2 separate regions of the Homo sapiens genome follow, and region 2 is linked to region 1. A link is a loop called in an ENCODE intact Hi-C map of the cell type or tissue named here. Cell type or tissue: gastrocnemius medialis. All regions are shown on one strand.

The links. A loop is a pair of places that touch in the nucleus more often than their neighbours do. Peaks named below come from ENCODE experiments on the same cell type or tissue, not always from the same donor. Only the 100,000 strongest peaks of a DNase experiment are listed, where the experiment ranks them.
Region 2: a loop joins it to region 1, with 1.9 times the contacts of the local background. A loop is called at or near these places in 1 of 110 quality-filtered maps.

Annotation. Positions count from the first base shown.
Region 1 is chr5:178,524,242-178,532,241 of GRCh38, forward strand. All of the region lies in intron 2 of COL23A1 (collagen type XXIII alpha 1 chain), which reads right to left. Among named protein-coding and RNA genes, the nearest start is that of COL23A1, 62 kb to the right of the region's middle. RefSeq lists enhancers at 562-1,761, 2,138-2,886. In gastrocnemius medialis, no CTCF peak of the experiment used is centred here; a DNase peak (open chromatin) is centred at 3,310; H3K27ac peaks cover 3,306 bases.
Region 2 is chr5:178,392,957-178,400,956 of GRCh38, forward strand. The region is part of intron 2 of COL23A1 (collagen type XXIII alpha 1 chain); the gene reads right to left. Among named protein-coding and RNA genes, the nearest start is that of PHYKPL, 160 kb to the left of the region's middle. In gastrocnemius medialis, no CTCF peak of the experiment used is centred here; DNase peaks (open chromatin) are centred at 1,355 and 3,995; H3K27ac peaks cover 1,259 bases; H3K27me3 peaks cover 371 bases.

The DNA.
Region 1 (8,000 bases):
TTGGCTTCATTCCCAGGGGAGCCCTCTTCACACTGTGGCCCCCCGCAGCTCCAGACCACATCCTGCCCGCTCTCCCCAGTGGAAAGAGACCCTCTCTAGTTCAGAAGTTCCAGGAAAATCCTAGAATCTGTCTCTTATGAGAATAACTGGGTCACATGGGTATCAGCAGAGCCTGGTGGTGGGGTCAGCCCATCCCAAGATACATAGCTTGGGAATGGGGTAGGGGCTTTACCCAAAGGGAAATCAGGGAACTGTCACAGAAAGGATGGGGGATGGATGTATCCAGAAAAAAATAACCCATGCTCAGCACAGGCAAAGGTCCTGGAAATGGTCGGGCATTGACCTGACCAGCTCTGGCCTGTACCAGCCTCCTCCCCCATGGACCACCTGGCCACACCTGCCCATTCTCCTGCAGACCTGGCCAACTTCCAGGCCACGCTGACCCGAGGCAGGGCTGGCTCTTGCCCTGCTGCCTGCCTGACGCCTCCTATGCCCCTGAAGCAGGGCCTTCTTTTTTCATAAGGGCCCCTGTCTAGAGCCCTAACAGGCCATGTGGCTCCACAACAGACCCACAGATCACTCACTCACTCACACACTCGCTCACTCACTCACGCAGCAATGCAGTCATTCATTCATTCAACAGCTGTCTGGGAGCCCAGCACTCTGCGGGACTCCATTTACACACGCACCACCCACCTAAACTGCGTAACTCTTTATGCTACGTGTTTTCATTTTAAGATGAAGAAAGAAACTAGGGCAACAAGAGGTTAAATAACTCGGCTAAGCTCACATGGCTGGTAAGAAATGGCGACACAGCGCGCAGACCCCAGGACCCGAAGGCTAAGCTCACATGGCTGGTAAGAAATGGCGACACAGCGCGCAGACCCCAGGACCCGAAGGCTAAGCTCACATGGCTGGTAAGAAATGGCGACACAGCGCGCAGACCCCGGGACCCGAAGGCTAAGCTCACATGGCTGGTAAGAAATGGCGACACAGCGCGCAGACCCCAGGACCCGAAGGCTAAGCTCACATGGCTGGTAAGAAATGGCGACACAGCGCGCAGACCCCAGGACCCGAAGGCTAAGCTCACATGGCTGGTAAGAAATGGCGACACAGCGCGCAGACCCCGGGACCCGAAGGCTAAGCTCACATGGCTGGTAAGAAATGGCGACACAGCGCGCAGACCCCAGGACCCGAAGGCTAAGCTCACATGGCTGGTAAGAAATGGCGACACAGCGCGCAGACCCCGGGACCCGAAGGCTAAGCTCACATGGCTGGTAAGAAATGGCGACACAGCGCGCAGACCCCGGGACCCGAAGGCTAAGCTCACATGGCTGGTAAGAAATGGCGACACAGCGCGCAGACCCCGGGACCCGAAGGCTAAGCTCACATGGCTGGTAAGAAATGGCGACACAGCGCGCAGACCCCAGGACCCGAAGGCTAAGCTCACATGGCTGGTAAGAAATGGCGACACAGCGCGCAGACCCCAGGACCCGAAGGCTTTATCTAAAACACTCAGTGCAAAATGGAAAAAGATAATGTGTCCAAGGCTCATAGGAAAAACTTCATTAACATGAAAAATGAAGATCAGGTAAAATGTATCCACAGGCAAAGCACGGCCTAGGCCAGAAGCACTGGAGAAGAGCCCAAAACTCTTTACACCTCATCAGCTGCCTTAGGAACACAGGCCTGACCTCAAGACCTCCATATACCTCTAGAGGGAAAGCAAACTCATACAAACTTGAAGATGGTAACAGCTTGAGGTAGTCAGCACTGCACAGGCAGGCCCAGCGGAGGCGAGTGTCCTCGGAGTGCTGGGAAGGAAGAAAGCACAAGGGCTGCAGTAACCCAAGAGGGCTTCCTGAAGGAGAGAGGGCAGAGGGCCAGGGAATGAGCAGGAAAGGCATGTGGGAGAGAGTAGGCCCTGGGGTCGACTCCTGTGGGTTTTGCCTTTCCAAAATCCTTCCCATACTTCCAGTAGTACCCTTCTGGCTGCCCCGGGAACTGCCCCTTTGCCTGGATCAGCCCATGTGGGTTTGCAGGGAGCTGACTCTATCCCCTGACCTGGGGGGCCAAGCAAAGCCCCACACCCTCTCAGTTACAGTGACAGGCTCACGGGACATGTAGCTGTGGCTGGACCAGGGAACGTCCTCTATGGGACTCTGCTGGCATGCTGAGCGAGAAGGACATGGGCCTGGTGGGGAAGTGTTTGCCTGAGAATGAGGCCAACACACAGGACTGCAGAACCCAGAGGCGAGCAAGCCCACCAGGAGGGCATCTGCGGCTCCTGAAACCAGTAAACTCCAGAGCCCAGTAAATTCTCTTTGAACTGGCTGAAGCCAGTTTGAGTCATGTTTCTGTCATCTGCAATAAAAAGAGTCTGATGCTGCCGTGGAGCTTCTTGGGGGAAGAGAGGGGCTAGCGAGTCTACAATGGGGTGTTTCCACTGCTGGGCCAAGGATAGAGGGGGTTCAGGCAAGCCACAAAGGACCTGAGCCCCGAATGTGGATTCAAACTCAGACTACAGCCCCCAGTGTTCCCTCAGCCTCACTCCTCTGCTATCCAGACATGGGGCTCCATAAATGGCAGCTGTAAGGGTGAAAGAATGAGTCCATCGCACGCTCCTGCACTCCTGTTTATTCCATTAACTGCCGTATGAAACTGTTCCTATCCTTACTCATTCAAACCGCTGCCTTCCAAAAAGACGGCCTCCTTTGTCCTAGCACCCCAGGGTGCCGTGGTAGGCAGGAGAGGGCCCAGGCCAATTACAGCCAGGACGGGGAGGGGGAAGCTGAGTCCGGAAGCCAAGCCACATCTTGCAGGGCACTTGGTGTTGAAGGGGGTCAAATCCAAGTCAAAAAAGGGGGAAGTTGGACCCCAGAAGTGGAGCCCAGATGGGTGTGGACAAGCAGGGCTCAGGGAGGCAGCAAGGCGGGGGGCCCTCGGTGAGGAGAGTGGGGGACAGCACCAGGCATGCTGGCAGCAAAAGTGCTGGACCTGGGGCTGGTCTGAGCTGACTGACACTCACCCTCGCCCTGAGAGCTCTCCCTTCTGTGCTGGGGTGAAGGAGCCGGGGTCTAGATGTTTCCACACCGTCCCTGCAGCCTCCTGACTTTCTATGTGAAGAGCCTTGGCCTTTTCCATCTGTCTGTCCTGAGATCAGCGGTTGACCCCCTCATCTCTCTTCCCTGGGGCTCTGCCAGCTCCAAGGGGCCTCCAGGCACCCCGCAGCCTTCTAAGAGAACGTCTCCTGCTCAGGTTCTATTTCCAGGAAGCGGCTGGCCCGGGTGGATGGTGTGTCCCAAGCTTGCCTGGGCACAGCACCACGTACAAACTGTCCTCATGACTCGGTTACCAACGAGGGGCCAGGGGAGGGGTGGCCTCTGCCAAGACCTGGAGACAACTGCACATCCCCAGTGGGGCACAACCTCAGTCAGCCCTGAGTGCATGCTGTGTGTGCTCCCGGGGACCCCACTGCCTTCCACTACAAGCTGCCACTCAGACGCCCCTGCCCACGCCCCTGCCAGGCTCCCTGCAGCCTGGATACTGGAAACCTGGCGGAAGCCTGATGGGCTTGGCCCCAGGCAAATGCAGCGTCTTGTTCCTCAGATACAGCCCGAAATGGAAAATGCCAAGATAAAACCTTTCCAGGATTTCTTGGCATGAAATAGCTCCCCACATTCACACACACAAAAGGATGACTTAAGTGTACATGAATCAGAAACACCTGGACACTTTTCTTAAAATAAAACCGAATTTCACATTCAAGGGGAAGGCCTAGAACACATTTGGCATTTTGGCAAATACCGGGGCTTTTGGCTGTGACATCTGTGCACCTCAGATGCGGTTCCTGCTCCCTGGGCACTGGGACTGCCCCAGTCCCCGCCTCTGGCCTCCTGCCACCTGTTCTACCCCTCAGCTTGCTCACCTCCTGGAAACCCTTGCCCCTCACCTGTGACAAGTCCTGGCTTAAATATTAGCCCTCATTAAAGCTCTTCCTCACCTAAGCCCACTCACGATCACTCATTCACCCTTTCACCATCTCACACACTCCCTACAGGGGAGACCTGTGGTGGTTTCTGCTGTCTCCGCTGCCCCCTTTTCTGCTAATGACAGCCTCATTTTTCTCCCTGCCTTCCCTCATCCCAGGTCACAGGTTTCAGTGGGACTGACCCCACTCCCCACTCGCTTCAGGGATGGGCACACATCTCTGGGCTGGTCTTCACTCCCTGGCCACAGTGATGAGTTCCAAGATGAGCAAGTGACTTGCACTCATTAAATGTGAGTCAAGGCCGGGCGCAGTGGCTCACGCCTGTAATCCCAGCACTTTGGGAGGCCGAGGCGGGTGGGTCACAAGGTCAGAGTTTGAGACCAGCCTGACCAACATGGAGAAACCCCATCTCTACTAAAAATACAAAATTAGCAGGGCATAGTGGCACGTGCCTGTAATCCCAGATACTCGGGAGGTTGAGGCAGGAGAATTGCCTGAACCCAGGAGGCGGAGGTTCCGACGCGCTGAGATCGCGCCATTGCACTCCAGCCTGGGCAACAAGAGTGAAACTCCATCTCAATAAAACAAGTGAGTCCATCCCTCAATGCTTGCACTTCTCCCGAAATGAAGGGAAGAGGTGTTTTGTGTCCACTGGGATTTCTGATCCCAGAGTTCTTGGCAGCTGTCTTGCCACTGCTTAGAGACGGTGTATCAGTTACCTATCACCTCAAAACAACATGACCCAAAATTCAGTGGCCTAAAGCATCAATGTATTGTTTCTCAGGATTCTATGGCCTCGCAGGGCTGGGCGGTTCTGCTCCGCAGAGCTACGGCTGAGGTCCCTCGCGGCTGTTCTCCTTAGGGAGTTATCTAAGATGTCTGGAATGTCTGATATGGCCTTGTCGTCCAAGGACTCTCTCCATGTGGCGTCTCTTCAGCCGACAGTCTAGCCCTGGGCTTCTTTACGTCTGGGTGGCTGGATTCCGTGAGGATGTGTTGCAAGAGGACAACCATAATGAGCAAGCGGCTCCTCCAGCCTCTACTTGTATCACACTTGCTAGTGTCCAGTTGGCCCAGACAAATCACAGTGAAGCCCAGAGTCAGTGTGGGAGGGAACTGCACGTGGCGTGAAGCCCAGAGTCAGTGTGGGAGGGAACTGCACGTGGCGTGACCATCAGACGCCTGGTTTCTTGGGGCCCCAAGTGCAACTGTGTAACACTGAGGTGCAGGGAGGAATCTCCCTTCAGTCCTGGCACCCAGTGATGCCTGAAGTGAGAAATCTACCCGTGGCCTTTCTAGTTACATAAACCAAAATCAAACAAACAAAATTCATTTTTTTGCTTTATTTTGTCATGCCACTCAGAGTTAAGTTTCTGTCACTGACCAATAGAGGGACAGACGGTCCCTCTGTGCCAAGCCCAGAGTGGACACGAGGGGCATAGACTGAAAGCAGGCACCGCTGACTTCACAGGCAGAAGCGCTCCCAGGCCTCTGTCTCCCCAGCGAAACTACACATCTCCCGTGAGTGGGGCCAGACCTCAGGCCTGATTTAAACTCCTCGTGTCCAGCATGGTGCCAGGCACACAAGAAAGGGCCAGTAGAAGCGTGTGGATGAACTGTGATCATAGTGTACCTTTCAAACACTGCTGTATAATGACTCTCAAAGTCTTGTTTTGTAAGGTAGCATCTCTCAAAATCAACCAGGTATTGTTTACTTTTAAGACGAAGGAAGATCCCGCTCTAGCAGTCAGGCCTATCTGATAAAGCCTGTTCCATAACAGTTTTTCTACGGTCTTGCCCTGAGAAGTCTAGCCTCTGTTGAATTCTGGAATAGTGAAAATCAGCGTGAAGGAATAGGAACACTGAATTTGAAACCTACAGATGCACAGCGGTTTTAAGCAGGTCCACACATCTTTTGAGATTCTTCCCATCAAAAGGCAGAGTGTGGGCCAGGTGTGGTGGCTCAACCTATAATCCCAGCACTTTGGGAAGCTGAGGTGGAAGGATCATTTGAGCTCAGGAGTTCAAGGCCAGCCTGAGCAATATGGCAAGACTCCGTCTCTGCTAAAAATAAAAAAGATTAGCCGGGTGCAGTGGTGCGTGCCTGTAGTCCCAGCTACCCAGGAGGCTGAGGTGGGAGGATCACTTGACCCTGGAAAGTGGAGACTGCAGTGATCCAAGTTGATGCCACTGCACTCAAGTCTGGGTGACAGAGAAAGACCTGTTTCAAAAAAAAAGGCAGAGTCTAACTTCTGTCCCCTTTGAATATGAGCCAGACAGAATCACTTGCTTCTAATGAAGAGAAAGTGACACAGTGATACTGCATGGCTTCCCGGGCCACTTAGGAAAGGCGATGCAGCCTCCTCCCAGCTCCTTCACACTTAGAACCCAGTGGCTAATTTGTGAGGAGGCCAAGCAGCCAGACCAAAGACCAGGTGTAGATGTTGCAGCCACAGCTCCCTCCGGCTGAGGTCCCTGCCACCATCCAGCGTAACCTGCCAGACAGGTGAGTGAGCGAGCCTTCAGAGGATCCCAGCCCCAACCTCGTTCTAGCCTCCCTCCCAGCTGACACTGAGTCAGCAGATACCAGCTATCTTTGCTGAGCCCTAATGAAATAGAAGATTCATGAATGAAATAAGCATTAATTTTTTTGAGGTAGAGTTTTGCTCTTGTCGCCCAGGCTGGAGTACAGTGGTGCGATCTCAGCTCATTGCAACCTCCATCTCCTGGGTTCATGAGATTCTCCTGCCTCAGCCTCCCAAGTAGCTGGGATTACAGGCACGCGCCACCACGCCTGGCTAATTTTGTATTTTTTAGTAGACACGGGGTTTTTCCATGGGGTCAGGCTGGTCTCAAATTCCCAACCTCAGGTAATCCACTTGCCTCGGCCTCTCGAAGTGGTGGGATTACAGGTGTGAGCCACCGTGCCTGGCTGAAATAAGCATTTTAAGCTATGAACTTTTGGGATCATTTGTACCACAGCAGTAGGTAACGGGAACAAGATGGAAGGGACTGTAGAGATAATACAGTTCAACTCTCCCATTTGAGGGATGGGAAAAGGTCCAGAAGATGGCAGCGACTTGCCCTAACATGACCCAGTGTGGGGTGGGAACCCAGGTCTCTTGATGGCAAATCTAGTGCTCTCCGCATGACCTGCCTGGGGCTGACACAACTCTCATTCCAAACCCCCTGTGGCCTGACCTAGCTCTGTCAAGATGAAGGTCTGCCTGTTAAGGATGGAGAGATGGAAAGATAAAAAGAGCCTGGGATCCTGAAACACCCCTGAGCAGATACACCAGCCCCGGACTTTCCGCCTCTGGAATTATCATCCTGCAAGAAGATAATCCCCCCGTGTTTAAGTTAGGGATTCTGTTCTCGGCAGCCAAATGCAAGCCCAACGGATAGGATGGCTTTCAGACTGCACTGGATTCAAAGTTCCTACTGTGGTCTTTCCAACTTATTTTGTTATTGTTGCCAAAAACCATGTAACTGAGATGTAACTACCAGGGGCCAAGCTGAGAGAGCTTCCCACTGCCCTGCTAGGCTGCCCTTGCTGCGAGCGAGTGCATCCTTGCCCATCCTCGGCCTTCTAAGCGATCCCTGCCCCGGCATCCTGCACGCTCCCTCTGGCCAGTGCAGCATGAGAGGAGCCTGGTTCTCCTCTCAGTCCTGGAGTCACCGAACCACAACACCAAACTCAAGGTGGGCTGCCTGAGTCCTCAGAAGGGTGAGACATGACAGGTGACACAGCCCCCAGCTGACAACCAGATGCAGGGTGGCCCCCAGTGGAAAGATGCAACCAGCCACATCCCATGAGTGCAGGCTGGCTGGGGTGTGCCATCTGCCGACGTGGGCAGAGCTCACTCGGAGACTCCCCTTTTTGGTCCTGTTCCAGCCAAGATCTGAGTGACCTCCATCCAGAATCGAAAAGCTGAGCCTCCAACTGAGGGATGTGCTCCAGGCACATTGTTTGCCAGCCTGTTGACTTAATCAGGTTATTCCTTAGAAA
Region 2 (8,000 bases), 130 kb before region 1:
CTCCCTCACTGGGTGCTCAAAACCACCTGCTCAGCCATCTGCATTTTGCAGAGAGACTCAGGCAGGACAAGAGCCCAAGGACCCACAGCGGGTGCCTGGCAGAAAAGCAGCTCAAGCTCAGGCCTTCGAACTCCCAACCGTGCATTGTTGCCGAAGTAAACGATTTGTTGCATGCATATAAAACATCTGGCTCGAGAGATGGCCCTGGCAGGGAGCATTAGCCTTAAATGGAATAGTTTTCAGCCTTAAAAAGGAAGGAAATTCTGACACATGCGACAGCACGGATGGACCTTGAGGATGTTACGCTAAATGAAAGAAGCCACAAAGAAGAAGTCACGGAAGGACAAATGCTGGATGAGCCAAGCCAGGGTACTCCAAGTCATAAAGATGGGAAGTAAATGGTGGGTGCCAGGGCTGTGGGGAGGAGGAATGGGGAGTTATGGCTTAATGGGTGCAGAGTTTTCGTTCTGCAAGATGTAAACAGTTCTGATGATGGTTGCACAACAACGTGAATATACTTAATGCCACTGAACTGTACACTTAAAAATGGTTAAGATGGTACATTTTATGTTATGTATGTTTTACTACAATAAAAAAATTTCCCTGGCACCATTCAGATCATGTGAGACCAGCTCCCAATGCATGTGGAAGGAAATTGATAAAAATCATCAATCAAGACTCTCTTCCCTCTTTTCCTTTTTTTTTTTTTTCCAGACAGGGTCTTGCTGTGTCACCCAGGCGCAATCTCTGCTCACTGCAACCTCCACCTCCCGGGCTCAAGCGATTTTTCTGCCTCAGCCTCCCAAGTAACTGGGACTACAGGTGTGCACCACCACGCCTGGCTAATTTTTGTACAGATGGGGTTTCACCATGTTGTCCAGGCTGGTTTCAAACTCCTAACCTCAAGTAATCCACCTGCTTTGGCCTCCCAAAGTGCTGGGATTATAGGTGTGAGCTACCAAGCCTGGCTTCTTCCCTCTTTTCAACTGATTTTCCAAGGGTGCCAAGGAGTGGGGAGGACCCACCCCAACCCTGCCCACCAGGTGCCCTGACAGAAGGATGGGACATAACCCCTTGGTCCCAAGGAAGCAGGTGCTCAGTGTGGCCACAGACTATCAAACCTGGAGCGAAAGACCTGGGAGGGCAGGAGGAAGGGAAGCTTCAGGGAGGAAGCAGAGGCAGGACAGGCAAGGAGGAGGCCCAGGGCTCCAGCACAGGCAGAGCATACAGTCACTATCTGCACCTGTCCTGCCCTGCAGGCCTGGAGCCTCCTGAGGGCAGGTCCGGTACAGGTTTAACCCATGCCCTGATGCTCAGTCAGCCCAGAGGCTGGCACAGAACAGTGCCTGCCACACACTGGGTGAGTCAACCCTGAGCCCTCAACTCGGAGCCACTCCCAGCTGGAGAACACCTGCTAGGCTGCATAGGGCCTGCAGCCCCACCCCAGGAATGCAGAGGCAGCCCCACCAGCCCTCTCTCAGCTCACTCCCTGAAGATCTCCAAGGAAGACAACTGTATTGACAGCACGGGGTACTTTTCCTGCTCCAAGAAATTAACTCATTTCAAAAGCCACGATGTTCCGGCCTCAACATGGTGTTCACAGCTAAACTGTGTGGCCTGAAGGTTCACATCTTTGGGTAAACTGAAAATCATCCTTAGCTAGCATTTGGCTGCAAGTTCAGCCTCCTGGTTCCTGAGTCCACCCTGACACGCAGAGGGGACTGCTGATGGTCTGACTCCCATCTGCTACACATGGGGAAACTGAGGCCCAGAGAGATGGTATGCCTCCCCAGGGTCACAAGTGGGACATAGCAGGGCTAGAATTACAAGGCCCTGGGTCTCGGGCAAGGGCTGAGGGGAATTAGTTGAGCTAATTAGTCATGCTAAGCAGCATTCGGCTCTCAGCTCCAAACGTCCAGGCTTGGTTCCGGCCCCGGCTGTCCTCCGAGAGTCTCTCCCCGGCGGGCAGGCGCTCTGGGCATTCGGCTCTCAGCTCCAAACGTCCAGGCTTGGTTCCGGCCCCGGCCGTCCTCCGAGAGTCTCTCCCCGGCGGGCAGGCGCTCTGGGCATTCGGCTCTCAGCTCCAAACGTCCAGGCTTGGTTCCGGCCCCGGCCGTCCTCCGAGAGTCTCTCCCCGGCGGGCAGGCGCTCTGGGCATTCGGCTCTCAGCTCCAAACGTCCAGGCTTGGTTCCGGCCCCGGCCGTCCTCCGAGAGTCTCTCCCCGGCGGGCAGGCGCTCTGGGCATTCGGCTCTCAGCTCCAAACGTCCAGGCTTGGTTCCGGCCCCGGCCGTCCTCCGAGAGTCTCTCCCCGGCGGGCAGGCGCTCTGGGCATTCGGCTCTCAGCTCCAAACGTCCAGGCTTGGTTCCGGCCCCGGCTGTCCTCCGAGAGTCTCTCCCCGGCGGGCAGGCGCTCTGGGCATTCGGCTCTCAGCTCCAAACGTCCAGGCTTGGTTCCGGCCCCGGCTGTCCTCCGAGAGTCTCTCCCCGGCGGGCAGGCGCTCTGGGCATTCGGCTCTCAGCTCCAAACGTCCAGGCTTGGTTCCGGCCCCGGCTGTCCTCCGAGAGTCTCTCCCCGGCGGGCAGGCGCTCTGGGCATTCGGCTCTCAGCTCCAAACGTCCAGGCTTGGTTCCGGCCCCGGCTGTCCTCCGAGAGTCTCTCCCCGGCGGGCAGGCGCTCTGGGCATTCGGCTCTCAGCTCCAAACGTCCAGGCTTGGTTCCGGCCCCGGCTGTCCTCCGAGAGTCTCTCCCCGGCGGGCAGGCGCTCTGGGCATTCGGCTCTCAGCTCCAAACGTCCAGGCTTGGTTCCGGCCCCGGCTGTCCTCCGAGAGTCTCTCCCCGGCGGGCAGGCGCTCTGGGCATTCGGCTCTCAGCTCCAAACGTCCAGGCTTGGTTCCGGCCCCGGCTGTCCTCCGAGAGTCTCTCCCCGGCGGGCAGGCGCTCTGGGCATTCGGCTCTCAGCTCCAAACGTCCAGGCTTGGTTCCGGCCCCGGCTGTCCTCCGAGAGTCTCTCCCTGGCGGGCAGGCGCTCTGGGCATTCGGCTCTCAGCTCCAAACGTCCAGGCTTGGTTCCGGCCCCGGCTGTCCTCCGAGAGTCTCTCCCCGGCGGGCAGGCGCTCTGGGCATTCGGCTCTCAGCTCCAAACGTCCAGGCTTGGTTCCGGCCCCGGCTGTCCTCCGAGAGTCTCTCCCCGGCGGGCAGGCGCTCTGGGCATTCGGCTCTCAGCTCCAAACGTCCAGGCTTGGTTCCGGCCCCGGCTGTCCTCCGAGAGTCTCTCCCCGGCGGGCAGGCGCTCTGGGCATTCGGCTCTCAGCTCCAAACGTCCAGGCTTGGTTCCGGCCCCGGCTGTCCTCCGAGAGTCTCTCCCCGGCGGGCAGGCGCTCTGGGCATTCGGCTCTCAGCTCCAAACGTCCAGGCTTGGTTCCGGCCCCGGCCGTCCTCCGAGAGTCTCTCCCCGGCGGGCAGGCGCTCTGGGCATTCGGCTCTCAGCTCCAAACGTCCAGGCTTGGTTCCGGCCCCGGCCGTCCTCCGAGAGTCTCTCCCCGGCGGGCAGGCGCTCTGGGCATTCGGCTCTCAGCTCCAAACGTCCAGGCTTGGTTCCGGCCCCGGCCGTCCTCCGAGAGTCTCTCCCCGGCGGGCAGGCGCTCTGGGCATTCGGCTCTCAGCTCCAAACGTCCAGGCTTGGTTCCGGCCCCGGCCGTCCTCCGAGAGTCTCTCCCCGGCGGGCAGGCGCTCTGGGCATTCGGCTCTCAGCTCCAAACGTCCAGGCTTGGTTCCGGCCCCGGCTGTCCTCCGAGAGTCTCTCCCCGGCGGGCAGGCGCTCTGGGCATTCGGCTCTCAGCTCCAAACGTCCAGGCTTGGTTCCGGCCCCGGCTGTCCTCCGAGAGTCTCTCCCCGGCGGGCAGGCGCTCTGGGCTCCTGCCCAGGACTGTTTGGCGTGGACTTCAAAGAGCAGAACAGCTGAGCATCTGGGGCTTCCCTGGTGTCCAGTGAACAAACGTCAAAGATCTGGCACTGAGGGGCCACCTGTCCCCATGTGTAGCAGATGGGAGTCAGACCATCAGCAGTCCCCTCTGCGTGTCAGGAAGGACTCGCAGAGGCTTTCTGGGACTCGGCTTGCTCCAAGCCTGGCTGTGCACCCAGCCTCCAGGAAGGGCTGTGCTGGGCCTCAGTGGCAGCATGGCTGGGCTGGCAGGACCTACTCAGTACCACCTTGGAGTCAGGCTGGCCTGGTCATTAATTCACTCCTTCCTGCCGCCACCAACATCCACTCAGCACTTCGGATACACCGGGGGCAGAGCTGAGGGGGAGACAAAGCAAAAGAAAACGGCAGGGATGCTGCGTTAGCAAGACGCAAGGAGGGGGCGCTCCGGCAGGCCTCTCGCAGGAGTGAGGCGGGGCAAGGATTTAAGGACCCACAGCTGCAACGGATCAGACATATGTTTCGGGGGAGAAAACTTAAAAGTACAGCGAGGATTCAGTAACTGAGGCTTAACGAAGAAGCCAAAGTCATCAGGACACAGAACTCACAACTATACTGCCCCTTCTAACATCAGTGCCCCCAGACACACCTGCCTGTTCACGGGCATCCGCCCCCACTCATGCCGCTGTCTTGGTTAGACAGCGCCTGGATAACCGTTACATGCCATAAATGCACCTGCTGTTTGAGGAGGTTATCTGTGCCTGTAATAATGTGATGCGAATCCACTGCAAGTGAAGCCACAGATGTTGTAAAAAGTTGCAGAATTTCGGCTGGGTGCAGTGGCTCATGCCTGTAATCCCAGCACTTTGGGAGGCTGAGGAGAGCAGATCACGAGGTCAAGAGATTGAGACCATCCTGGCCAACATGGTGAAACCCCGTCTCTACTAAAAATACAAAACTTAGCTGGGTGTGGTGACACGTGCCTGTAGTTCCAGCTACTCAGGAGGCTGAGGCAGGAGAACAGCCTGAACCTTGGAGGCAGAGGCTGCAGTGAGCAGAGATCACACCACTGCACTCCAGCCTGGTGACAGAGTGAGACTTCATGTCAAAAAAAAAAAAGTTGCAGAATTTCATGAAGTTGATGTGAGTGATGCTGTAACACTGCCTGGGTCTGATGCCGAGACATCAACAAATGGGGCTGGGTCTTGGCAGAGTGAACCCAGTTAACCAAAGAGGATAATAAGGGCATGTTGGCCATGTCAAAAGAGAGCAACTTGGGTAAAAAAGATCAGGAAAGCCATATAGGAAAAGTGACAGAGCCTTTGAATATTTGTGCACGAATAACTCCCTTTATCAACATGCTGTGGCGTTCAGATGTGAACAGTCTTCATGTGCTTTCACACGTTTATTTGTAAAATAACTCCAAAGAGAAAAAATTATTCTTTTTTTTATTTAAAAAAATTCTCAGCTGGGCATGGTGGCTCACGCCTGTAATCCCAGCACTTTGAGAGGCCGACGCAGGCGGATCACATTGGGTCAGGAGTTCAAGACCAGCCTGGGCAACATGGCAAAAACCCATCTCTACTAAAAATACAAAAATTAGCTGGGCGTGGTGGCACGTGCCTATAGTCCCAGCTACTTGGGAGGCTAAGGTGGGAGGATTGCTTGAACCTGGGAGGTGGAGGCTGCAGTGAGCTGAGATTGAGCCACTGCACTCCAGCCTGGGAGACGGAATGAGACTCTGTTCCCCCACCAAAAATACTTCTCCCAGAGTTATAGCTTAAATATTGTTAAATGTAAAATTAATTCATTTTTACAATTTTCGGTTTCTATTTTCAAGATTTAGTCCCAAGGAAACCTTTGTTCACTATTTATTATGAAATTAAAAGGCCTCTTTCAGGGACCCGTTGTTCTCATAGGAAAGGGATCCCCTAGGCACGTCTTGTGCTAACAACATGTCTCTCGTTAGGCTGTGAGTGCTCAGGGCAGGTCTTAGCGTTTTCTTCTTTGCATCCCAGCACCCAGACAGCCTGGCACTGACGAGCTGCCCCACCAGGCGCTGGTAAACACACGGGTGGAGAGACTGCATTCTGCGTCACTCCGGGATGACTGCTCAGCTCCAGCGTACAGCAGTGCCCTTGCAGGGTCCCTGTGCACGGGCAGAGGGCCCTGGGCTTGTGGGCTTCAGTTGCTGGGGCTGGAAGGGGCACCTGGTCCAAGGTCATGCACACGGATGCTGGCATCGAAATACATCCTGATCAGATGGCTCCTCACAAAGGAAAATCACTGACATGGAGTGTGGTGTTTCTGAGCAGGAGGTCAGCAGCCCCAGGACCTGCCTTCTGCTGCCCCTCCCTCCCTCACGTGCTGGGGAGCTGCAGCTGTGAGCAGCCAGCACAGAGAAGAGAGAGAGTCAGGAGTCAAAGGGAGGGCCCCTGGGAGGGAGAGGGAGGAAAAGTAAAGATAGACAGAGACGGAGGATCCTGCCAGCACTCACTAGCTGCTGGATCCAGCCATGGCTGAAGCTAGCCCAGTCCAACACTTTTACATTTTGGGAGCCAGCACCTTCTCCTTTTTGTTGAAGCCAGTCTCTCTTGTTTGTGACTGGGCCACCTTGTTGAGCCGATTGCTGGGAACATGGAAGGGAGCAGCTGACGGCAGGCTGTCAACACAAGGCCCACGCCCCTGCACGGGGGAAAGCACAGGAGACTCACCAAAAGCTCTGCAAACATGGGCTGTTTACCCAGTTTTAAAACAATCCTACTCAAGGGTTGTGGGGAGGGTAGCAAAACAAACAAGCAAGCCAAAACCAAAGATGGTTTTTAAAAACAGAGCATCAAAAGGAGGCTGACCAAAGGAGGGAGGGGAGTAAACATCTCTAACTAAAACCTCACTCGAGGAGATACTGAAGTATCCAGAGCGGCCAGGCTTCAGACTTGGTCTCCAGGGAAAAATGTACTGACATGATTGTTCTCTCAGTTAGAATAACGACGGCCGCATGGTTCTCATTCCCTTCGGCTCATCTGTCTCCGGATCCACCCGCGTCCATGCCTAGGGGCCTGGGGACAGGGTTCCTGGCACTGTGCTGGGGCACAGTGGAGTTGATCGATATTTGTTGGTTAAATGAATGAACCAGCAAGAACAGTCGGAGCCCAATTGGAACACCTCTATCTTTTAAATTTTTATTTTTAAATCTACATGGAATAGGCTGGGCGCTGTGGCTCACACCTGTAATCCCAGCACTTTGGGAGGCTGAGGCGGGTGGATCATGAGGTCAGGAGATCGAGACCATCCTGGCTAACACGGTGAAACCCTGTCCCTACTAAAAATACAAAAAAATTAGCCGGGCGTGGTGGCGGGCGCCTGTAGCCACAGCTACTGGGGAGGCTGAGGCAGGAGAATGGCGTGAACCTGGGAGGCGGAGCTTGCAGTGAGCCGAGATCGCGCCACTGCACTCCAGCCTGGGCGACAGAGCGAGACTCCGTCTCAAAAAAAAAAAAAAAAAAAAAAGTCTACATGGAATAAAATGCATTCTTTTTGGTGCACCGTTCTTTGTGTTTTGACAATCGAGACACAGAACAGCTCCGTCAGCCCCAAACTCCCTCGTCCTCTGTAGGAGGATCTGTTCTCTGTTTCTATAGTTTTCTAAAAATTGTGGTAAGATAGACATAACATAAAAGTTACCATTTTAACCATTTTTAAGTGTACAATTCAATGACATTAAGTACATTCACAACGGTGTGCAACCATCACCACCATCCATCTCCAGAACTTTTTTTTTTTTTGAGATGGAGTCTTGCTCTATCGCCCAGGCTGGAGCACAATCTCAGCTCACTCCAACCTCTACCTCATGTGTTCAAGTGATTCTCCTGCCTCAGCCTTCCAAGTACCTGGGATTACAGGCACCTGCCACTACGCCCGGCTAATTTTTGTATTTTTAGTAGAGACAGGGTTTCACCATATTAGCCAGGTTGGTCTCGAACTCCTGACATCAGGTGATCCACTGGCCTCGGCCTCCCAAAGTGCTGGGATTACAGGCATGAGCCACCGTGCCCGGCTATCTCCAGAACTTTTAAAT